5 separate regions of the Homo sapiens genome follow, and regions 2, 3, 4 and 5 are each linked to region 1. The links are chromatin loops, found by intact Hi-C in ENCODE. Cell type or tissue: GM12878. All regions are shown on one strand. Region 1 holds the start of LOC124907869 (a long non-coding RNA gene). Region 2 has its middle 20 kb from the start of IL36G. Region 3 has its middle 26 kb from the start of IL37. Region 4 has its middle 30 kb from the start of NT5DC4. Region 5 has its middle 30 kb from the start of IL37.

The links. Peaks named below come from ENCODE experiments on the same cell type or tissue, not always from the same donor. Only the 100,000 strongest peaks of a DNase experiment are listed, where the experiment ranks them.
Region 2: it touches region 1 in a loop (4-fold over the local background); 22 of 110 quality-filtered maps call a loop at or near these places.
Region 3: a loop joins it to region 1, with 8 times the contacts of the local background. A loop is called at or near these places in 10 of 110 quality-filtered maps.
Region 4: a loop joins it to region 1, with 8 times the contacts of the local background. A loop is called at or near these places in 24 of 110 quality-filtered maps.
Region 5: it touches region 1 in a loop (10-fold over the local background); 22 of 110 quality-filtered maps call a loop at or near these places.

What each region holds. Positions count from the first base shown.
Region 1 is chr2:112,597,204-112,602,203 of GRCh38, reverse strand. LOC124907869 (a long non-coding RNA gene) reads right to left here and starts at 2,345. Exons shown (of 2, transcript XR_007087193.1): 1 at 1,891-2,345. In GM12878, a CTCF peak has its summit at 1,994 (motif pointing left); a DNase peak (open chromatin) is centred at 1,992.
Region 2 is chr2:112,955,891-112,960,890 of GRCh38, reverse strand. No RefSeq gene overlaps it. Among named protein-coding and RNA genes, the nearest start is that of IL36G, 20 kb to the left of the region's middle. RefSeq lists a silencer at 1,787-1,836. In GM12878, a CTCF peak has its summit at 1,875 (motif pointing right); a DNase peak (open chromatin) is centred at 1,879; H3K27me3 peaks cover 312 bases.
Region 3 is chr2:112,882,720-112,887,719 of GRCh38, reverse strand. No RefSeq gene overlaps it. Among named protein-coding and RNA genes, the nearest start is that of IL37, 26 kb to the left of the region's middle. In GM12878, a CTCF peak has its summit at 2,620 (motif pointing right); a DNase peak (open chromatin) is centred at 2,639.
Region 4 is chr2:112,688,801-112,693,800 of GRCh38, reverse strand. No RefSeq gene overlaps it. Among named protein-coding and RNA genes, the nearest start is that of NT5DC4, 30 kb to the left of the region's middle. RefSeq lists enhancers at 911-1,150, 569-1,768 and a silencer at 2,501-2,687. In GM12878, a CTCF peak has its summit at 2,750 (motif pointing right); a DNase peak (open chromatin) is centred at 1,110; H3K27ac peaks cover 2,113 bases.
Region 5 is chr2:112,938,900-112,943,899 of GRCh38, reverse strand. No RefSeq gene overlaps it. Among named protein-coding and RNA genes, the nearest start is that of IL37, 30 kb to the right of the region's middle. In GM12878, a CTCF peak has its summit at 1,969 (motif pointing right); a DNase peak (open chromatin) is centred at 2,019.

The sequences.
Region 1 (5,000 bases):
CACCTGATCCACCCACACTGGCCTCCCAAAGTGCTGGGATTACAGGTGTGAGCCATGGTGCCTGGCCAGACTTGTGATTTTCATTGTGGAAGATGACATAGGGCTCTGCTCCCCAGATCTTCATTTTTCCTGGTTATACAGTCAAATAATACTCTAGGCAATATCCCCCATGGGATGGTGTTCTCCCCAGGGGACTGTGTGGACCATTGGCCATTGCCACAGGTATCTGCGTATCACGGCACCCTGACTACCAGTCCAGGCTTGCTGCCCATTCCAGTAATTTGTACTCACTTTGTCTCTGATGGTTAAGTGCCTCCACCTGCCTCTGCTATTTCAGAATCCTGTCACTCCCATTAACCCTAGGGAGCCCAGTTCAATGGCATCGTATCTCACTGTCACTCCTAGCCTATGGAGACTCCACCAGTGAGTTTCCCATTGATACCAGAAGCTCCCTCACTAGTGCACTCTACACTACATCTGGGGTAAAGGGCCATGATGTCTGCAACACATTCTCAAATTGTTCAGGGAAAAAAAATGTTAAGAACAGAGAGAGGCCGGGCACAGTGACTTACACCGGTAATCCCAGTACTTTGGGAGGCTGAGGTGGGAGGATTCCTTGAGCCCAGGAATTTGAGAACAGCCTGGGAAACATAGCAAGACCCCTACCAAAAAAAAAAAAAAAAAAAATTAGCTGGGCATAGTGGTGTATACCTGTGGTCCCAGCTATGTGGGAGGCTGAGGCAGGACGATCACTTGAGCCCAGGAGGTCGAGGCTGCATGATCACACCACTGCTGTTGCCACCCTGAACAATAGCAAGATGCTGTCTCCAAAAATAAAAGAACAGAGAGAAAGAAAAGCAATGAAGCAAATAAAGCAAAATGTCCACAGGAGGAAAATCTGAGAAAGGAGATTTTATATATATATATAACGATTTTTTTTTTTTGGCTGGGCATGGTAGCTCATGCCTGTAATCCCAGCACTTTGGGAGACAGAGGTGGGCAGATCACGAGGTCAGGAGTTCGAGACCAGCGTGACCAGCATGGTGAAACCCTGTCTCTAATAAATATACAAAAATTAGCGGGGCGTGGTGTTGCAGCTACTTGGGAGGCTGAGGCAGGAGAATCGCTTGTACCTGAGAGGCGGAGGTTGCAGTGAGCCGAGATCACGCCATTGCGTTCCAGCCTGGGCGATACAGTGAGACTCTGTCTCAAAAAATAAAAACAACGTTTTTTTAATCACCTTTCCAAACTTTTCCACAGTAACTAGGACACTTGTGTTTTCTACATCTTGTGTCAAATATGATCCTTAGAAGTTCAGCAGGAAATATTTTTACTAGAGTGGCATGCAGTAGCCTCCAGACAATTTCTGATTACATTCCTTTCTGATTTCTAAATGCATCTGTTTTTAACCTTTTACTTTCTTTATCTATTCAGTCTCCTGAAGGGTGCATATAGTTTATCCTGAAAGAAGCAATTTGAGATTAATCCTTTCAATCATCTTTTGCCTTGTTTTTATTTCCTGTTTTATTCACATCAGGTTTTAATTTTACTAATTCCTTCTAATTTTTGTACCTCAAGAGAGCTCAGACTTAGATAGATCAAAATCTGTTTCATAATACACTCTCATCACCATTCTATACATACCCTGCTTTCATTTATTTTGTGTTCTTAAAAATATTATAATAAACATGTGTGTAATCAATGTCCAACCTAAGAAGTAGAAAGAATAAACTATTATCTTTAAAATACAGGGCTATGGACTTATCTGCACATAGCACCATTCAGTTAATAACTAAAGTTATGCCACTTTTTGTAATGACTCCCTTTTTACAGTATAATGACTCCCCAAAAACACACTAAATAAGTACACTGTAAGAAGTAATACTTGACCTTAGGGTTTCCAGCAAAGACACACCCCAAAATCTCCATGCGCAGTTCCCAGCCGGAGGCCTCACGTGGAAGCAGCTGCCTCTGGTCTGTGTGGGACAGCGCCACCTCCTGGTCGGCGGCAGAGCCAGCATCTTAATTCCATGCATGCTTCCATGCTAGGAAACGCCCTTGCTTAGCCTTAATTTTGTTTCAAACGTATTTGGGGTGCCATAAGTTTATTTTCTGTAAAGTTTGAGGGCACTGTAATCATGAGCTCCCAAAAGACTGAAAAATTGGTGAGGACAATGGTGCAAGATGAAAAATGCCCCTTCCCCGATGGTCAAGTCCTGAGTTCCTCTTTTGGGGAAGGCAACATATCTACATTACACGAAGTTCTATGCACATAATATTTATTTACATTAAACTTGTTGGGCTGGGCGCTGTGGCTCACGCCTGTAATCCCAGCATTTTGGGAGGCCGAGGCAGGTGGATCACGAGGTCAGGAGATTGAGACCAGCCTGGCCAACATGGTGAAACCCTGTCTCTAATAAAAATACAAAAATTAGCCGGGCGTAGTGGCGCGTGCCTGTAGCCCCAGCTACTCAGGAGGCTGAGGCAGGAGAGTTGCTTGAACCCGGGAGGCGGAGGTTGCAGTGGGCCAAGATCATGCTACTGCACTCCAGTCTGGGAGACAGAGGGAGACTCCGTCTCAAAAAAAAAAAAAAAATTGTTGTTTACTACTGACATAAATATGTTTTCTTTATTTGGTTGATTTTTTTTCTATTAAAATTATTCACGTGTCTTGGATTGAGATAAATGATGTATTTTCTCATTAAAATTAATAGAAATATTTTTTTCATATGCAGGTTTGTCACTTAGCAGCAAAGTTTTTAGGAATAAATTAGTCATTAAGTGAAGGATAGGTATAACTTCAAAAGAAAGGTACAAATATCTAAATGATGGCAACAAAAGAATTAACATTAAAATGTCAATCAATCCAAGACTAACACATAAAAATTAATCAAAAAGAGTAAAAACTTTTAAAGACCACATGAACTAGCATGATTCAAAGTAATTAGGAATAAATAATACAGCAAAAATAAAAATAAAAACTTGGCCAGGCGTGGTGGCACATGCCTGCAATCCCAGCACATTGGGAGGCCGAGGCAAGCAGATCACCTGAGATCAGGAGTTTGAGACCAGCCTGGCCAACATGGCAAAACCCCATCTCTACTAAAAATACAAAAATTAGCCGGGTGTGGTGGTGGGCGCCTGTAATCCCAGCTACTTGGGAGGCTGAGGCAGGAGAATCGCTTGAGCCCAGGAGGCAGAGGTTGCAGTGAGCTGAGATTGTGTCACTGCACTCCAGCCTGGGCAACAACAGCGAAACTCCATCTAAAAAAAAAAAAAAATTAAGCTTCCTACAAACTGTTGAAGTAATACATAAATTAATTGTCACAAGATTTCAAACAATACAAAGAGAGTGTGAGAACCCCTTGAATATTTCTCTTGTGATTTCAGTTCCCCTCCCAATCCCAAATGAACTCGGGCACAAACAAGCATGCAGAGTTTGGAATGTATCAGCAATTTTCCTCCAAAATGTGTGTACCATGAACAATAGCTTATGAGGTACCTATTTTTACACTTTCTACTTATTTTAATTTTTTTTTTAAGAGATGGGGTCTCACTATGTTGCCCAGGCTGGTCCCAAACGCCTGGCCTCAAGCTATCCTCCCACTTTGGCCCCCTAAAGTGCTGGGATTATAGGTGTGAGCCACCACGCTTGGCCCTATTTCTACATTTTCTTTTCTTTTTAATTTTTCTTTTCTTTTTTTTTCTTTTGAGACAGAATTCTGCTCTTGTTGCCCAGGCTGGAGTGCAATGGCGCAATCTTGGCTCACCTCTGCCTCCCGGGTTCAAACAATTCTCCTGCTTCAGCCTCCCGAGTAGCTGGGACTACAGGCATGTGCCACCATGCCTGGCTAATTTTTGTATTTTTAGTAGAGACGGGGTTTCTCCATGTTGGTCAGGCTGGTCTCGAACTTCTGACCTCAGGTGATACGCCGGCCTCGGCCTCCCAAAGTGCTGGGATTATAGGTGTGAGCCACTGCGCCTGGCCTACATTTTCTTTTTCTTTTTCTTTCTTTTTTTTTTTCTTGAGAGAGAGTCTTGCTGTGTCACCCAGGCTGGAGTGCAGTGGTATGATCTCAGCTCCACCTCCTGAGTTCCAGCAATTCTTGTGCCTCAGCCTCCTGAGTAGCTGGGATTACAGGCATGCACCACCACATCCGACTAATTTTTGTACTGTTAGTAGAGACAGGATTTCTCCATGTCGGTCAGGCTGGTCTCAAACTCCTGGCTTCAAGCGATCCACCCACCTCAGCCTCCCAACATGATGGGATTACAGGCATGAGCCACTGCACCCAGCCTAGTTCTACATTTTCTTGTCAACATTAGATATTATCAGACTTTTTAGTTTTTGCCAATCTGAAGGACCAAAAATCTCACTGGAATCTACACTTCTCTAATGGTTAGAGAGACTGCATATTTTTCCTTTCCTCTTTTGTGAGTTGCCTGTTCCTATTGTATCACTGAGGTTTTGCTGCTGTAACAAATAACCACAGTATCTCAGTGGCTTACAACAAGAAGCATGTAGTTCTTGATCATTTAAATGAGGACTGAGGTTGACCTGTAGCTCTGCTCAGTTTCTATTCTCATTCCTGGTCCCGGACTGAATGAGCATCATCCTCTAAGGCCATTCCCACAACGTAGAGATGAAACACAAAATGCAAAGCTACAAGATGCATGCCATTTAAAACTTCCGCCCAGATGTGGCATATGTCACATCTTTTCACCTCTCATTGGCTAACACAAGTCTCACCAGCCAGCCCTGGCTATGGGTCAGAGAAGTACCCTTCTCCAACAGAGTATGTGATGAAGGTGGAGGTGGGAATGTTTAACATTGACACAGGGAAAGAGTTGATAACTCTTTATGTGATTATTATCTACTAAACGGTTCCACTTTTTTTTTTTTTAATTATTTTTGAGACAGAGTTTCGCTCTTGTCACCCAGGCTAGAGTACAATGGCATGATCTCGGCTCACTGCAACCTCTGCCTCCCGGGTTCAAGT
Region 2 (5,000 bases), 360 kb before region 1:
ACCCCTTGTGAGGGTCAGCTGGATCCAAGTTTGTTGGAGAACCTGATACTGGATTCAGGTTCTCAGCACAGGGTAGGGCCTGAGGCTGGTTTTTTCCCCAGCAACAGCTGCCGGTGAGGAAGTAGAACCTTCTTTCCAGTTGCCCTATGGAAGTTCTGAGTGCCTTCTGGGGAGGAGTCAGGGCCCCTGCTCACCTGACAGCTTGCTTTTCTCAGCCTTCTTTGCATCTGTGTAGATGGGAGGGAAACAGTTACAGGACTGACCAGCTACAGACAAGGCCTCCTGCCTCTGGGACTCAGTTGGGAAGAGATTGGGACAGGAAAGCCCTGGGGCCAAGTCCCCCAGGATGCTATTCTCCTCTCTAAAAACCAGCACATCTCTCCCCACAGAGCCCAGTGCTTGGTGACTGTCCCCAGATCTCAAGGATTCCAGGTCAATTTGAGAATTGCCCCACCTACTGGGAATACAGCCATTAGCATCATCCATAGTCTCTAAACAGCTGTGCTTAGAACTGTGTTCTCAAACTTCTAAGACTCCATGCCCTTTGAGAAAATAATCAACAAATACTTTTGAACACCTGCCATGTGCCAAGTACTGTTCTAGGTGCTAGAAATACACTACAAAAAGAAACGTTCCTTCCAGAGATTACATGGGTATTGATGAAGTAAACAAAAAATAGTAAAATTAGAACTATAAAGTAACTAATCTATTTTATTTGAACGTAACAAGTGCTTTGAGAAGAAAGCAGTGGAGAGGGATAAGAAGGCTAGGGGTGGGGGTGCATACCCTCAAATCTTGAAGAGGTGGTGTGGGAAGGCCTCCCTAGAAGGTGATATTTAAGCAAAGACTAAAAGGAAAAGAGGGAGAAAAATCATGTGAACAGTGAGAGAAGTGCATTTTGGGCAAAGAAAAGAGCAAATGCAAAGGCCCTGAAGCAGCAGCTCGCCTGGTGTGGACAACATGCAAAGTACCCACTGCCCACACCCTCTTCAAGGAAGAGCTCCCTGCCTAGTCACTGGAGCGGTGACTTAAACCAGGAGGGTGTCTAATTTACCTCAGATAGTCTCACAACGGCAGGTCCTACTAAAGGCAAAAAAAAAAAAAAAAAAAGAAAAAAGAAAATTCAAACTGACCTGGCGGTTTAACATTAAAATGCTTGCAGGGAGCGAATGTTCCAAGAAATAGGGTCAGCTGCCAATGGCTCACTAGCACCCAAGCACTCAGCTCACAGCCCACCTGCACGCAAGCATCTTGTCTGCAAGCATTCAGCCTAAGCAGCCCTACGTCATACGTAGCCCTTGCCTCTTTGCAGACAGCCTTCCCTCTGCTGTATTGCCCATTGCTCCCTTGCAACGTATCTCTCCTTTTCTCTAAATAAATCTGCCTTTCTAAATTCAATATTGTCTTGATTGATTCCTTTATCACCACGCGCTGGCCTCACACAGCCATTAACCACGACAAGTTGCATCCCCAGAGATATTTAACCCGAGGAAAAATCGGCCACAAGGTAGCGCCACATTACAGAGAGGGAACAGATGGATTTATCTTGCACGTGGTCCCCAGAATTGCTCAGAGGCTAGCTGCAGATGCTCACCAGGTCATTTTATTAGCCTTCTAATAACACAGTTCTACATTTTATACTAACGAAGTTTGGGGCCCAATTTATTGCCTAATTTGGGATTTTAAATGTTAAACCACTGAGACTAGAAAAGATCCCTAAGGAGGCAGATATTGCTAAAGGAAAGAGAAGGGCCTTCAGCACATGCTAATATTTGAGCAGGGTTTCTTGATCTTGGCACCATGGATATTTTGAGCTGAATAATTCTGTGTTATGGGGACTGTCCTGGGCATTAACAGCATCTCTAGCCTCTCCCCACTAGATGGCAGTAGCAACACCCTCAAACACAACCATAGACCTCTCCAGATATTGCCAAATGTCCCCTGGGGAGCAAAATCACCCCGTAGTGGAGAAGCAATCATTCAGGGGACAGAGGACGCAGCAAAATCAGAAAGGAGACCAAAGACAGCGGCTAGAGGGGAGGAAACCAGGAGAGTGCGTATAGTGGAGCCAATGGCGGAAAGGTCCCAAGGAAGAGTGACCAATTGCATCCAACAGTGAGTGCCTAAAGGTAGGATGGCTGTATATCTGCTTTCCTAAGACGGCCCCAATTTATGCCTCTTGTCCAGGTACAACCATTTCTTAGGAGTGTTGCCGTTTGGATCATTTATGTGCTCACATGACTCAAAAGTCAAATAAGAGGAGAGCAGAGACAGCAGTGGGTTTGGCCACGTGCAGGCTGGTGATGACCTCAGCAAGGGAAGTTTAGGTGCAGTGGCGGAGACTACAGCCACTTTGGTAAGTGTACTTTGGGGGCAAGTTTAAAATAGAACAGGAGAAATTACAGAAAGGGGGGTCTCTATAACACTTCCTATGGGTTTTGCTATAATTAAGGATAGAGCAACGTGAGAAAGAGATGGAGAGGGTGGTGGAGATGGGAGGAACAGCTGCATGCTTTGTGCCAGTATAACTGGTCTGCTGAAGAGGAACCATGATGTTGCCGGAGCATGAGAGGACTTGCTAGAGGCACGTCCTGAGCAGGTGAGAGGGTACGATACGAGTGCATAAGTAAAAAGGACTTGGATGGAGTATAGTCAGCCCACCCCAAGTGACAGCAGGAAAGGCCTAGATTGGGGGGTGCCATGCTGGCAGATGGGCAGAGTGGTGGCAGTGGGTGGGATTTGTTTATGTTTGCCTCTGTGTTTCAAGTGAAATAGGAAACAAAGTCATCAGTTGAAAGTGACGTGGAGGTGTTGGAGGTTTGCAGAGAGAGAAGAATGTGTGAGATACTCACCTAGGAACCCAGGAGACTGAAGGAACTAAGGAAAACATATAATGTGTTGCCAGGCAGCACTGAGGCATATGCAAGGCTGGAGGTTGGAAACGTATATTGACATACAGGGCCCTGTGCATGTGTGGATTTTTCCAACCTCCATCAGCCATGCGTGTGCGGGTGCTGGCACAGAGCAGGGGTAAGGCTGGACTCAACCAGGGCTGTGGTTTTGCCACATAAGGGTGATGAAGTAAAAGGGGCAGAAGTATTGACAGTGGCTGCAAGGGAGTGATTCCAACAGGCCTTGGAATTTCATCTGGGTAATAAAGGAATGAGAACCCTAGTGGGGCGAAGAATGGTGAAAAGGTAGATGACTTAATGGATTGCATGGATCAAAGGATTTTTTGACTCAGGGGATAAGAATGAAGAAGTTGGAATGTGAGGTCACAGATTAGGATATTAGAAACTAGAATTAAGGAGGGGCTGGAGTTACTGGTAATGATCTGGCAGTAAGTGGCTAAGCTGGGGGATCATCACAAGGTTATTGGAGGGAAGAAAATTAAAGACCTGAGAGGCCGCCCTGTTAAAAAGAATGTCTATGTGTGTATTGAACCATCAAGGATTGGGACAGGGTTCTGTTGCAGCAAAGTGACAGTCACCATCCAAGAAATGAAGGGGAGGGACAGGAAGATGGTGAATGACTGCCATTAAGAGGACACACTAGAGGGCGGCGGGAGTTGGAGCTACAGCAGTGAATTGGAGGAGGAAGAATGATCTGGAAGCATCGAGGAGGACCTTACTCCATCCCTGGGCCCTGTGACATAAGGGTTAAGGGAGGAAAAAAGACAGCCACCCCTGGAAAGGACTGAGATAAAGCAGTATTCTCAGGCAGAGCCAGGTTTCAGTAAGAGCAGGAGGGTGAAGGGAAGGGTTAAAGAGGTGCAGAAACATGCTGAGGATGAACCAAGCATTCCAGAGACACCCTGAAAGAGCCCCTGGAGGTGGAGAGGAGTGGATGGAATTGGAGCAGAAGATGCAAAAAGCCATATCAAAATTACAGTGCAAGAGATGACGATGGCCTGGGTGATTGATGCAAACAAGGATAAAGAAAATAATCAATTTTGTCCCCATTTTCAAAGACAGATAGCAGCAGCAAGAGTGTAAGTCTGAGGAAAGTCATATTCCTTCCTCCTACAACATAGCACACACACTTACAAAAACAATACACAGACTCCTGGCCAATGGACTTCAAAACTGAGGAGGATCATTAAATTTAAATGTTCACCGCTGCATGAAATCTCCCTGGGTCCTGCCCTCCCTTCCCCACCCTCCTCCACTTGGGCCGGGGCACAGCAGTGATTCTCTCACCTCTCAGAGTGAGCCAGTGTTGGCTGCATTGAAGGCTCCAGATATGCAAACAGGGCAGATATTCCTGGACCAGGGTGCACAGAGTGAGGCTCCAACGCACCCTATTAACTGCATGAAGGATGAATGAGCCTCTGGTATGGGCTGGGACAGAGAAGAGGATTCAAGGGGCCCAGGAGGGTTTGGGTGGAACCTACCAGGAGCGGCAGTACAGACTCCTTGGGAAGGTGGCCAGGATTTAGCCACATTCACCAATAGGATAATCTGGAGAATTTCCTAGCTTGAGTTTCTGGGAGAAAGCAGATTTCTGGATTATCTGGTGACAGGTAACAGGGCCGAGTTCATCCACAGCCACCTGCAGTGTTAGCACCTTAAGCTGAGTTCCTTGCACCAGGATGCTGTCACGCCCAGTCAGTGTGAGACGGTTCTTGGCTGAAGGACTGAAAAGCTTGGGTAAGTGACTTCACCTAAGCCTCTATCTCTTGCTCCCGTAAGTCAGGGCTCATTGTGGCTCCTTGCAGGCTTGACTTCAGGGTTAACAGAGAAAATGAAGGTACAAGTGCCTTGTGAACTCTGAAACTCCAAACCAGTCATTCTCAAAGTGCCGTCCACCAGTCTAGCACATCAGCATCACTGGAAGCTTGTTTGAAATGTAAATTATCAGGTCCTCCAGAGCTATGTATGAATTAGAAACTCTGGGAATGGGGCCCTGCAATCTATTTCAACAGGTCCTCCAGGTGATTCTGATGCAAGTTAAAGCCTGAGAAACTCTGTCCTATACAAATGGATGTCAACTCAAGCTGC
Region 3 (5,000 bases), 290 kb before region 1:
GGAGAATTGCTTGAACCCAGGAAGTGGAGGTTGCAGTGAGCCAAGATCACGCCACTGCACTCTAGCCTGGGCAACAGAGTGAGACTCCATCTCAATAAATAAATAAATATGGAACTCTCCCAACACAATAATAAGACAAACCCCCAAATGTTTTAAATGGGCAAAAATATTTGAACAGATACTTCACAAAAGAGGATATGTAAATGGTCAAAAAGCACATGAAAAGATGTTCAACACCATTGGTCATCAGGGCAAAGAAAACTAGAACCACAATGAGATGCCTCTGTACACCACTTAAATGTCCAAATTAAAGAAAACAAGTTTTGGCAAAGTTGTGGAGCAACTGAAATGCTCGTGTATTGCTGGTAGAAAAACAAAATGGCATAACCATCGCAGATAATTTGTTGTCAGTTTCTTACAAAGTTAAACATATACTTATTGATATGACAGTTCCATTCCAAGAGAAATGAAAACATAAGTCCACACAAAGACTTGTACCTGGGTGTTCATGGTAGCTCTATTCATAATTGCCAAAATCTGGAAACAAATCAAATGTCCATCAGCAATGGAATGGATATACAAATTGTGGTACACATGTACAATAGAAAACTACTCTGCAATGGAGAGAAATTAACCATTGACAAACACAAAAACATGGACAAACCTCAAAAACATTATGCTGAGCAAAAGAAGCCAGACACAAAAGACTGCTCAGCGCATGATTCCATTCATATGAAATCACAGAAAGGGTCAGTTGAAGGTGCAGAGACAAAAAGTAGATCTGCAGTTGCCTGGGGATGGGGTGGGAGGTTGACTGCAAAGACGCATAAGGAAATTTGGGGGTAGATGAGGAGTGATGGAAATATTCTATGACTTGATTTGTGTATTAGTTTCATAAGTTATATATTTGAACCCAACAGTATCTGAGATAGGTCTCAGTCAATCTAGACAGTTTATTTTGCCAAGGTTAAGGATGCATCCGTGACCCAGCCTCAGGAGGTCCTGACAACCTGTGCTGAAGGCAGTCAACATACAGCTTGCTTTTATTCATCTTAGGGAGACATAATACATCAATCAATGCATGTAAGGTTTACATTGGTTCAATCTGGAAAGGTGAGGGAACTTGAAGCAGGGAGCTTCCAGGTTACAAGGTAGATTATTCTCAACAGAAAGGAATGTCTGGGTTATGATAAGCGGTTGTGGAGACCAAGGTTTTATCTTGTAGATGAAGCCTCCGGGTAGCAAGCTTCAGAGGGAATAGATTGTCAAAGTTTCCTATCAGACATAAGGTCTGTGTTGATGTTAATGCTGGTCAGCTTTTCCTGAATTCCAAAAGGGAGAAGGGTATACTGGGGCATGTCCAACCTTCCCTTCCATCATGACCTGAACTAGTTTTTTCAGGTTAACTTTGGAATGCTCTTGGCCAAGAAGAGGGGTCCATTCAGATGGTTGGGGGGGCTTAGAATTTTATTTTTGGTTTACAGTGAAGACTTATCAAGCTATACACTTAAATGAGTATGTTGTTAAATGTAAACTATAACTAAATAAAGATTATTTTAAAAGAAATTAATGCAGCTAACCGTGACCCCTGGCAAAATAAAATAGTGTATATGTACGTGCATATACATGCAAAGAAATGAGTTGAAACTAGAAGGATGCCAATCAAATAATAACATGGTCATCTTGGGGTCGGAGTACATTTGGGGATGAGGGGAGCTGTAAAAGCAGACTTGGACCTTTTCTTCTACCAGTACCGTGTCATTTGAATTTTGGAAAGAAAAAAAAAAACTCAGAAGGAGGAGAAGGAGCAGGAGGAGAAGAAGATGGATCTTAAGTGATTTGCCCGGGAGCACCTTGAGAAGGTGAGATTCAAGTCTAGGTCTAAGCTTTCTAATTCCATGAGTGGGAGTGACCCACGTCCAAGAGGAAGCTCAAAAGGAAGATGTTCTCCATCATCTCTTGCTCATCCTAACAGCATGCAAAACCACATCCAATGCAGCTCAGAAAACTCCCAAATTGCCAAATTTCATTGGAAACACTTAATGCTGTGGTTTCCAATTTCAACTGTAAAGTAGGTATGTATGCCATTGTTACCATTAACTTCTCAGAAATGGAGAGAGCTCTCTTTCCGCCTCCTCCCCCTCTGCTGTGGCTTTGGTGAGACGTGCACTCAGGCTCACCTGTCTCCATGATCTCCAGTAAGTACACATGAGCAGAGAGGCCTCAGCTCAGCTCTTCCTGGTCCCACCAGGGTTGATTCTTTGAGAATTCTGGAATGCCACATCCTAGGCCCCCCAAAGAAATCCTGCATCTTACCCCCAGAAATATGAATCATAGCAAATTTCAAATCAACCATCGTTTAATACTCACAGACTGGGCACATCCAAAAACATATTTTCAGTTTTACAACAGTGCCTGGTGCATATCGGCACTATTTGTGGAAGCAATAAATCGACACGGAGCTGAAACACAAACAAATGCCAAATTGTTTTTATAACACCTGATTTTCTTTCTGTTTCTTTATGCAGTTTAGTTTTGTTTTGCTTAACTCTACCTCAGACCATAGTCTGGTAAACTCACCACCCAGAAGCTCCCTTGAAATGTGGGTATGCAGCCACTAGGTGGCAGGAGAGAGTTTCCTGCCTGGAGGGAGGACAGCCACTCTGTCCCCGGGTCAGGCCAGGGCCACCCTGCTACCTGCAAAATTAGCATGGGGCTTTATGAACCACAGCTTCCTAATAAACACAGGATCTGTTTGATAGAGCCTCCAAAACACGCCTACCTAGTGATGAAAGACTCAACTTCAGAAGAAAACCTTCATGGCAAACATCTTCAGAGATGTTTCCAACTTAAGGTTCTGAACACAGACGCTTCCCCAGAAAGCCATTGTTTCTCAGCACCTGGGAGCCTTGCTTTGCTTTGCTTACAGACTCGCTGTTCTTAAATCACTGCCAAGATAACATCTGTCTCTTCTCTTACCCTCTATTTCGATATAAGGACTCCTCACTCTTGTTGCTTCCTATTGGCTACCTCTCCACAGGGAGAAATCGCTGATTTAACAGCAGTCAATATCCCAAATCTGGAACAGGGAACAGGGAAGCATTTAAAAATTGGAGAATTTAGGCCGGGCACAGTGGCTCATGCCTGTAATCTCAGCACTTTGGGAGGTCGACGTGGATGGATCACTTAGGAGTTCGAGACCAAGCCTGGGCAACATGGCGAAACCTCATCTCTACAAAAAAAAAAAAAAAAAAAAAAAAAAACCCAAAAATTAGCCGGGCATGGTAGTGCACACCTGTGAGCCCCAGCTACTCAGGAGGCTGAGGTGGCAAGACTGCTTGAGCCCTGAGGTCGAGGCTGCAGTGAGCCGAGATCACACCACTGCACTTCAGCCTGGGCAACAGAGTGAGACCTTGTCCCAGATAAATAAATTAAATTAATTTAATTAGAGGATTTAAGGATTTTCCCTACAGACACCTCCTTATTTTCTCTGGCCTTTTCTGACTACTCTCCCTAACTCCCTGCTCCTCTGGTCTCCCAAAACTACTCCAGAAAAAAAAAAGGGGGGGAGGGACTAAAGGAAAGCCAGGTGACAGTGCCAGTGTGACAGATGACAAAGCATCTGCCCGAACAAACCGTAGGTCCCTGAACTTTCTCCAAGACCTATCTGTGGACTTACCTATGAAAACCAGTTTTAGCAAAAACCCTCCTAAGCCAGTTTATCAAGATCCCCTTATCCTCAATATCCATCTGATTGGATTCTTCATCCCCCACCATTCCCCAGTGATGTCACCAGGCCTTTCTTCAGCAACAGTAGTTAGTGGGTGTAGCCAGGACGCCCCCTCACCCCTGATATGCCCTTTTAGTAATTCTTCATCCACAGGTTCCCACCCTGCTCCTAGGCTATACATTCCCATTTGCCCATGCTGCATTTGGAATTGAGCCCAGTTCTATACTGAGGTCTTACTTCACCTCTCGCCATAGTCCTGAATAAAATTGGTTTTCACATTTAAAAACTGTCCAGCTCTGGTTGTTCCTTGACACAGGGTAATTTTTATTCCATGTGATAGTTTGCCTTACCTCAGCCTACACCCCTCAAACCTGCAACTCTATATTCAAGAACCAGACAGCCCTTTCCAACAGATAGGAAGAGGCTGCCCTGGTGCAAAGGAAGAGGCTCTGGGAGGAAGGAGAGAACCCGAAGGCTGCCCCCTCCTCTAGACTGAGCTCTGGGATGGGTGGACGATAAAACCCAGATACGTTTAGACATCTGAGCGTGGAGAGGACTTTGCTTTGCTTCCACAGGGACCCCAAGGAAACTGCAAGCCCTCCAGAGACTAAAAACAGCAGAACAGCAAGAAATGGCAGCAAAGGTCTGGGCAGAATCATCCTATGTGGGCACAGACACAAACAGAGTCCCCTGTGGCCCCAGGAGAGTTTAAAGAAGATCCAGAGGCTGTCCTATTCCATATCTCAGCAGAGACAGGCCCGTGAGCCTAAAAGCTGATCATTAGGACAAGAAGGACACGAACTGTCCTGCAGCGTGAACCGCGTGGAACAAGGCCAATCACCAGACACCAGACCAGCCAGACACAGCCCCGCAGTTCCCCAAGACCACCACGGACCCATCGCCCCTCACCAATAGCTCCAGGCTACATAGACCCCCTCCACTTCATGGATGTCCTCAGAGCAGAAAGGGGAGGCAGGAGTGGAACCCTGACTTGGTTCAGTTGAAACATAAAATGACTGTACTATTATTGAATTGCTGAAGTTTACGTGAAAGAAATGAGATTTAGTTTTTGGCCACAGTGCAAAATAAGAAACGAGGCTTCAACTGAGATTAAGGTGAGTTATAGGAAAATGTACTCCCTTGAAGGACCTGTGAAGTGTGTTCGCTATGAGAAAATGACCAGAATCCACGTTCTTAGCTGCGGGACTCAGGCTGACTCCTGTTTCTGGAGCTTGCACAAAGGGCAGGGAAATCCCTGTTTCAGGCACAG
Region 4 (5,000 bases), 92 kb before region 1:
GAGGTGTGTGTAAGGGGTGCCTGGGAAGCGCAGGGCGGAGCAGGAATGCTGGCACTCCACTCCTTTCCTGCCCCTCCAGCCTCACTTCCGGGTCATTCCTTCCCTCGCCCACTTTGACCCATTCTCCAGACAGCAGGAGAGACCTGATGTGGATGAGAGAATTGGTGTTTAGAAAAATCAAACACCTTGCTTAAGGTGGCTCAGTAGTAAATTGGAAACCGGGCCTCAAATTCAGATTTTCTGATTTGTTTTTCTTCTTCTGGAGCCAGCAGGCCGGTGTCTCATCCTCTTACTGCTTGGTCTTTGCTGGGTCTGAGTTATGAACAAATCCAAATGATAGTGCCTGGATTTTAATGGGGTCACAATTTAAATATTTTCATCTTCTCAAGGGATCTAAAGATCCTATATTAACCCAGGCTGGTAAAATAGCTAGTGCTAAGTAGGGAGAACTTTCTGGAACTCTCAAATTGCAGCATCTTGGTGTTCAGTAGCTGAACCATCAAGCCCAGGTCCATGCACTCATTCCCTTCCTTAGCGCCCCTGCCCACTCTGCCAGTGACTCATCCTCCCACACCTTCCCTCTTCTCTCCTGTGCCCATTTGCTCCCCAACCAGCTTTGCCACACCAGGGCTCTCCTGCCTGCCCTCAGGGTGACAAGAGGCAGAAGTCACAGGACTGGGGAGAAACTGACCCCAATTACTGAGGATGAAATGGTTCCAGCATCTCAGTGAGGCATCTCATTGAGGTGAGACAGGGCTTTGGAGGGACAATGAAGGTGTACTTGGGTTGGGGGATGCAGAGCTTTAGCTGGCTCTGGTTGCAGCTCCCAGGTGGGCATGGAAGTGAGGGAGGTATGGGATGGGTCAAGGGGGTCTCTACCTAACAGGAAGCCAGAATGGTGGAGGGGCTGGGAGGACAGCACAGGAGGAGTACAGACCACACTGGACCAAGGCAGGAGAAGCTGGGCAGATATGGGCCCTGAGGAGTAGGGAGGGAGTTGCTGTTGTTACAGTTGCCGCCTGGCTGCAGAAGCCAGAGGTCAAGTTCAGGCATGCTGGTTTCTAGGGAGATGAGCTCATGAGCTCTGATGCTCACTCCGCAGGAACCTCCAGCATGAGTCAGCATCAGCTAGGTTTCTCTGGTTCTAGCCTCACTCCTCGCAGCAGTCAAAGTCCAGGAGAGAGGATGTGGTTGGCCCAGATAGAGTCACACGCCCTGGCAATCTGGCGGGTGAGGGATGCTTCCCCTGAGGAGGCACCTGACCTGGACAGGTGACTCCCTGGAAGGAGGTGGGGCTGCTGCATCTGGGAAAAGGAGTAAATGCTGAGAGGTAAGATGACTAAAAATCATTCCAGTCCGATAGTGAAAGGACTGGCCTTTGAATCCATCCCTAAACTTGAGGATTTGATTTGCTCAGTGGCTTTAAAAATATCTAAAAGATATTGTGTCAAATTGCCAAACAACTCCCAGGCACTTCCTCTGCCTTAGCCATTTCTGGGGCTTTCATCAAGTCTATAGCTCCAGGTAATGGTCCAGCTGCTGATCCTTGTGGAATGAGACATGCGAAGCTCTGTGTATGAGTTACTGTTTGGGTTGTGACATTTCTCACTGCAGATTTCCTGCCAAGCCTCACTCCCAGGTTCTACATCCACCCACGAGGCATATAGAGACTTCTCTGGAAGCAGGCGCTGGGAGGCCCATCCAGCCCACTGTGACTTCACACCCAGGAGTGTTAAAAACTAGAATTCTCCTCCAGCTGGGCTAAGCAACATCCCTACTTAACACAGACGAGTAATACACATGCACCAGGGTGCAGTACTGTTTCAGTTACTAAAGGCTCCCAACAACCTAATGGCCATCAGGGGAAGATGTACTAAATAAATCATGGTGAGCCATCTAGCATGCTTCCAGGAAAAAAAAAAAAAAAAGAAGAAATCATGGTTCATTCACTGTTCAGCCATCTAACATAATAAGGCAGCACTCTGTATGAAAATGGAGTGATCCCTTATCTGTGCTGTTCAAAGTAAGGTGCCAAACATTGGGCAGACTACGACATCCCTTGTGTAAAAACTGCACACATATTTTAGGCCTGCTCATATGTATATGAGCACACATATAAAGCCGAAGTGTTCAGTTTCCCCACCACCCTCTAAGGAATCAGGGAACTCCACAAGGCAGTAGAAAAAGCAGACGGTAGGATGGAGAGTCAAGGAGAGAGGGGACCTAAGAGAAAGAGAGAGGAAGACACTTGGGGGTCAGAGAAAAAACAGTTTTTTTAGGAAGCTTTGTAGGGTGGTATTGTAGAAGGCAATTTTCATTCTTTCGAGCCACCCAGCGTCTGATCCTCTGTCTGTTAAAGGAACCCCGTCTTCAGAAGGCAGAATTCCCTTCACAGCAGAAGCTGAAAATGCCAGAGACTCATGTCCTCAGTTTTCCTTGCAGGGAGGGTTGGGACTCGTGACTCCACCAATCAAATGTACTCACCCTGTGTCTGAATCAGAAATTAGTCACATGAGCCTGGGCAACATGGTGAGAAACCGTCTCCACAGTAAAATACAAAAATTAGCTGGGCGTGGTGGTGCGTGCCTGTGGTCCCAGCTACTTGGGAGGCTGAGGTGGGAGGATTGCCTGAGCCTGGGAGGTTGAGGCTACAGTGAGCCGAGACCCTGTCTCAAAAAAAGAAAGAAAAAGAAATTAGTCACATGAGGCACTCTGTAAAACCCACTCAGTCCATGAGGTGGCAGTGGTGGCAATACCTCCAGTCTCCTGGGTGGCAGTTGGAGCGGTCCACGCAGCCAGCAACCAGGACCCAGAGTGGGTGTCGTGGTGTTGCAAGCTGCAGCCACCAGTGCCTATGTCTGTGGTCATATTCTAACCAGACCAATCTGCCACATGATTCTGGGGGTTGGTCTCGTCTGCAGAGCCTCCTAGCTGTGAGTTATCCAGAGATTCTATGAGCACCAGTATTGTCTAACAGAAAACAGTGATTGCCGTTGCTTACAGCTGCAAATCCTGAGACACATATATGTGTGTTGTGCGCCTCTGTCCTTAGCACTCTCCGTGGATCTTTTTTTTTTTTTTTTTTTTTGAGATGGAGTCTCACTCTGTCGCCCAGGCTGGAGGGCAGTGGCGCAATCTCGGCTCACTGCAAGCTCCACCTCCTGGGCTCACGCCATTCTCCTGCCTCAGCCTCCCGAGTAGCCGGGACTACAGGCGCCCGCCACCATGCCCAGCTAATTTTTTGTATTTTTTAGTAGAGACGGGGTTTCACTGTGTTAGCCAGGATGGTCTCGATCTCCTGACCTCGCGATCCACCCGCCTCGGCCTCCCAAAGTGCTGGGATTACAGGCATGAGCCACTGTGCCCGGCCTCCGGGGATCTTAAGTAAAGAACTAGACTAGTTCAAACATGAGGTCAGATTTGTATTTCTTTTCCACAGTCACTGTGCTAAGGCAAGAGCATGGACACCCGGTTTTATTGGGGTGACATCAAACATGCATATCAGACATTGTGAATGTTGGGAAAGATACTCACCAATCTGTTCACAGTGGCTGTCCCTGAGAAATGAGAATGCCATGGGGAGGAGGACTTTTTCTTCTCATTTTACATTTTTCCATGCTGTTTGAATTTTTTTTTTACCATATTCATGTATTATCTTTACATTTTTTAAGTTTAAAATAATTATTTTTAAAAGAAAAGTAATACATCTACAAATATATCAGAATGTGTACATGAGAGAAAAGATAAAGTAATATATGCATTCTGGCAAAAGGCAGAGTCTTTGGAAGAAGCAGGTGGTGAGGAACTGGTAGTCTGCTAACGTCAGCTGAGAATCTTAATTTGGTGGGCTGTCAGGACTGCAGACTTTTTTTAAAGTTTTTATTTGGCATATCTTTTCTTTTTTTAAGAGACAGGGTCTCACTCTGTTGCCCAGGCTGGAGAGCAGTGTCACGGTCAAAATTCACTGCAGCTTCAATCTCCTGGACGCAAGTGATCCTCCCACCTCAGCCTCCCAAGTAGCTGGGACTACAGGTGCATACCACAATGCCCGGGTAATTTTTAAAACTTTTTTTAGGAACAGGATCTTGCTATGTTGTCCAGGCAGGTCTCAAACTCCTAGCCATCCTCCCACCTTAGCTTCCTGAGTTGCTGGCATTACAGGCGTGAGCCACCTTGCCTGGCCTGGTTTAAAAACATAAATAGAAGAGGAGGTTTTGAGTGAAAATTTGATATGTAGGTTATATTTATGTGTGTGTGTGTGTGTGTGTGTGTGTGTGTGTTTACACAGAGGTCTCACTATGTTGCCCAGGATCTAGGACGTGAATTCCTGTTCTTAAGCAATCCTCCTGCCTCAATCTCCAGAGTAACTGGAACTACAGACTCTGGAGTAACTGGGACTACAGGCTCCAGAGTAACTGGGACTTCAGGTGTGCAGCAGTGCACCCAGTTACAATTACTTGTGTGTGTATGCTTGGGGGTATTTATGAATGAATGATGGAAGAGTATGACCACCGTTGTTGTCCATTTATATTCAGGACCCTAGAGAAAATCAGACAGCCTCTATCAGACTCCTCACATCCTCTGTGCCAGCATCAAAGGAGACCAGGTCCAGGTGAGGGGGTGAAGTAGCCTTCCTCTGCCTACTCTCCCTGCAGGTCCTGGGCAGGCTCAGGAAAGGAGGGTGACAACAAGCTTGCCTTCATCACTCTGAGGCGGGCCAACTGCCTAGCTCAGGGCATCTTCATCAGGAGGGCACAGCGGTGTGGGCTGGCCACTGGCTTCATTTTGTTTTCGGAATTTGATGTTCATCCCCACAGGCAAACAGATGAGTAACATCATGAAAAGCAGACTCAAGGACGGAACACCCACGATGGCTGTCGGCAGATCCACTTTCCACCTCCAGACGATGCCTCCGGCGAGTGCCCCCCACTGTGTAGTCAGAGCCCACCAACAGCAGAATCCTGGAGCTCTGGCCTGACCCTACTCTCCTCTGGCAGTGG
Region 5 (5,000 bases), 340 kb before region 1:
TAAATATTTTAAGAATAAAAAATACCTGGCACCAAAAAAAGAATGCAAAATGTCTCAACAATGTTATATGTATTGCATTTTGAAGTGATAATAATTTGAATATTAGGTTAAATAAAATATATTTGAAAAATTAACTTCACCTATTTCTTTCCATTTTTGTTAACATAGGTACAAAAAAAAATTAAAATTACCTATGTGGCTCATGTAGGTGGCTCACATTATACTTTGATGACACTATACAGGCTGGTGACCATATATCTCTTAGACTAGTCTAAGTGATTTAACAGTGGTTCCAGAAAGATCCAGGTTTAACACCAATGAAAGGGCCAGCTGGCTTAGCCCAGCTTGTGTGGGAAATGTTGGGGAGTGGTTTAAGACAGGGAAAAGCAGAACATTTTGATGCTATTGACATTTTTGAAACAATCATTTTGTGGCCTGAAAAAAACCCAAAACATTAAATTTACAGCTTTTTTAAATTAGCTACCGGCTGGGCACAGTGGCTCACATCTGTAATCCCATCATTCTGGGAGGCCGAGGTGGGTGGATCACCTGATGTCAGGAGTTTGAGACTTGCCTGGCCAACACAGTGAAACCTCATCTCTACTAAAAATACAAAACTTAGTTGGGTGTAGTGGTGCGCACCTGTAGTCCCAGCTACCTGGAAGGTTGAGGCAGGAGAATTGTTTGAACCTAGGAGGCAGAGGTTGCAGAGAGCTGTGATCATGCCACTACACTCTGGCCTGTGTGACAGAGCGAGACTCTGTCTCAAAACATAAAAATAAAAATAAAAATAGTTACCAAGTCATATGTGCAACTGACATGCTCATGGAATTGTTTGGCTTCCCTCTCCCATTCCCTGATCCAACCCTGTGAGCCTCAGCTTCCCTGTTTATGACCTGGATTTCTGCTGCTGGCCTGCTGATGGTTTGCTTGCCTCAAATTCTCGCTCTTTTGGACCATCCTGGTCACTTCAGTCAGACAGATATTTCCACAATACACATCTGTTCTCAATGTCTAAAATCCTCCAATGACCTCCCGTTGCCTGGAGAAAAAAATTCAAACTCTTTGGCATGAGTCATGTGCTGACAGGGGGCAGAGTATACACACAAAAGGTGCATGCTAGAGGTAATGTAAGGAAAGGTTATTTATAAAACTGCAGGCAGGTCCAGAGGAAGCAGCAGGAGATGGTGGAGCTCCAGGCACTGCTGACAGTGGAAATCCACAACCCTCTCTGGAGGAGGAGGAGCAAGGGATGGGGAGGTGGCTGGCCCACTGAGAAAGCTGGGGCTGTGGGAGGGCCACTGACAGAAACTGTGGCCTTCTGTATAGGGGAATGTGGCCACTGCCAACCTGAAGGGGCGCGGGTGCACTCTAACCAAGCTCTCTTTCCTCCCTCTGATCTCCCATTGCCTGAGCCCAACCAGGAGATAGAGGACAACAGACCACTAAGGCAGCCCATAAGGCCAGTCTCAAGGGTACAGAGCAGATGGAGACATGTGGCACCCCCACCTGAAGCTCAGAGACACCATTTATCACCTGGATTACTGGCCCATAACTGCACACCCACCTCTGGCCACTCCCTGCTCTGGGTTGCCCGCCTCATTCTGGCCAAGAAATCTTCCTAAAACGCAAACCCAATCACACCATTACCCCAAGTAGAACTCTTCAGCGGCTCTGCACCATCTACACAGCAAGTCCATCTCTGTAGTGAGACCCTAAGACTTTTTATAACCCAACTCTACTCACCTGCTTGCTCACAGAAGTTTCATGAATGCACACGTTTGGTTCATCACAAATGTCTAAGAGAGCCATCCTCAGCCCCTGCCTTCTCCTGGGTCCTGCTACAGAGAGGACCTAGCGGCTAAGGAGTCCAGAGATTGCCCTTTGGTCACCTGTAGAACATCACGACTTAACAGCTGTGCCCTGCTGGAGCTACTGGCAGAGCTGCGCTTCCCAGGACCAGTAGAGGGCGCCATGACATTGAATGGCCACATGTTGGAGACCGCATCTTGGGCTTGTAGCTGCCAGAGCCCTGAGCTCAGAATAGCACCTGCAACTATGCGAGGCTAAGGCGGGTGGATCACCTGGTCGAGACCAGCCTGGCCAACATGGTTGAAACCCTGTCTCTACTAAAAATACAAAAATTAGCCAGGTGGGGTGGCTAATTTGAAAAATTTAGCTGGGTGTGGTAGTGCACGCCTGCAATCCTAGCTACTAGAAAGGCTGAAGCAGGAGAATCTCTTGAACCTGGGAGGCAGAGGTTGCAGTGAGCCAAGATCATGCCACTGCACTCCAGCCTGGATGACAGAGCAAGACTCGGTCTCAAAAAAAAAAAAAAAAAAAATGTCTGCATGAAAAAGTTATCACAGGGAACAAAAGCAAGAAGAAACAAAGAATGGGAACTTCCTCAAGTGTCTACAACTGCAAAATAAGAAATAATGTACATTATGAGCTTGGTTACAACAGGGTCAAGAAGCCAGTCACAAAATGGTGCAATTAACAATAAAGGCAAAAAGTTCACACAAGGCAGAATCATTCCTTTTATGAGCCCGTGTGGAAACTGTCTGCACTATGTGTGAGAACAAGAAAGCAAAAGGAAAAGATTTCACTTTCAAATAATAACACTAATAGATTATTCAATTAAAGTTTTCATTGCAAATTGATAAAAAAAAAACATGTAGCTGCACACATATTTTTAATAGCAATAATTAGGGTCCCTGAAGAAAACTACTACAAGACATGCTAGTAGGAGTGAAATATTCAATGAGTAAATCCAGGCTTTAAAACAAACAAATCAGAGATGACATTTGTTTTAACCTTGTTGACATTTGTTTAATCAGAGATATGCCAGAAGCCCTGCAGAAATTTGTGTCCTCAGGATAGGGCTGCCATAATAGAAAGAGGTGGTGGCTTTATACCAAGTCTGTCTGAAAGCATTGAGGTTCAGGTACTTTGAGTGATTATTAAAGTTGCAGATTTGTAGTGTAAAATGTTGCTTGGACATCTGAATTCCACACCAAATGACATTAAAACATTAACGTGTCCCATAAAACCCAGTTGCTTCCATCCAATTTGTTTTCAGCTCCTTGTGAAGACGTGGATGCAGAATAAATACCCCACTGAAAACGGACAGGAGAATTTCACCATCAAGAGTTTGCAAGCTAAAGGCAGAAATGACATTTCATAACATAGCATTTACCCTTACTGTTAGGAAAGCAGGAGCCTAGGAGAGCCAGATGGACACCATTTTCAAATCAAGCCCATCTTAAAACTAGCAAGACACATTCCTTGCCAGTCAGGACCCATGGCCCTAAGATGTTTACAGCTAAGGAAGTGGCTTGGTAATCCCTGCAAGGACAAACTTCTACAACAACAGAAAGCCCAGATGTCCCAATCCCTATAAAAATATATGCTTTCAAGATAATTATAGTTATGCTTTGATGTACTTAAACACACTAAAATGTCAAGGATAGTTCTCTTTAAATCAATAGGAGAATAAATGTTTTCATGCTGTCGGCCCACCCACACATAGCCACAGCTTAGTTTAGTCTTTATATAGACAAGATTCCTATATAAGAAAAATTTAATGATGGCATGTTCCTCCACTTGCTGTCTGAGGATGCTCTACTTTGTAATGGAATAGCTTTCAATAAACTCTCTCAATTCACCGCACCCTGCAACTCACCTTGAGTTCTTTCCTGTGTGAAATCCAAGGACTCTCTCTTGGGGTCTGGTTTGAGACCCCCTTTTCCAGTAACATCACTATGTTTAATAGATTCTCATCTTTTATTTTCTGTTCTGTACCTTTTTGTTTTTCAATTGATTTTTATAACTTATGATAGTTCTCACCCTTCAGTTGGTAAAGCAATGTCCTAGAATTGGGCTAACAGAAAATGTAGATGATTGGCAGTGGGCTCTGGAAGACAGAGGCCTTCTCACCTACTCCAGGGCCCATGGAGAGAGCTGAGCTTGAGGTCTACAAGAGAAGAATCCTTTTGGCTCATCCTTCACAAACTAAGCTTGGACTCCACCTGTGCTTCATGGGTTAAATAGAGGACTGACTCTTGTTATAAGGATCTAATGAGTTAAATCACAAAGACTGGAAGGAAAAGTGCTGCTCTATGTAAGTGTATCTTCATGATCACTCAGCAAGGACAGCCTGCTCCATGCGTACCTCTGTGCCTTATCGCCCTGTGGGTCTGGGCCCAGAGCCACAGCTGCTCACTGGGCACAGTCAAAAGGCACAGGTAGTCCCAGAGTTAGGAACAGACTATGTCCTGCAGGTCTAAGTCCATTGTTCAGAGCTGTGAACCCTGAAAAAGGTTAATCCTGAGTGACTAACTGGGCCTAAATTCAAATTAGAGCCAAGCGGCCATTTGCCATGTATGACTAGAGGTCATACATGTATTTGGAGTTCCCAGAAAAGCCTGCACGGACCAATCCGAATTCAGCAAATGTAAACAAATCAGAACTAAGCAAGTTTGCATCTTTCATTTGCCTAAGTGGAACCTGGGTGGAAACTTACTCTCTAAAAGACAAACTCTCCCTTTGTTATTTGGGGCACACACGTCTTCATTTTACGCTGAAGGCTGCCTCCCCCTGGTTTGCAAACTGTTCGCTGGACTAAAGTCCCCTTTCCCTAAATTCCTTTTCAGATAACTATCGTTCAATAACTTTAGTTCCCAAAGCCCACAAATGCTCATGTGACTCATGCTGTGGCTTAGCAGGCAGTATCTGGCATTGTTCCCAGCATGGTACCTGTGGTGGCCATACCACAAAATTCCCACAGACTGCATCAGATAAATGGAATAGTGCCATTCTAACAAGACGCCTCAGCACCTCAACCAAAGGGGAGGTCACCTCCTCCCAGACTTACCTATGAACATAGGTGTGCAGATGCACCCTCATCACCTTTTCCCCCACAGGAAGCATCACCCAGACCACTCTCGTCCTGTGCCTTTCTGTTTGTGGACTGTTACCTCTTCTACGTATAAGTTGCG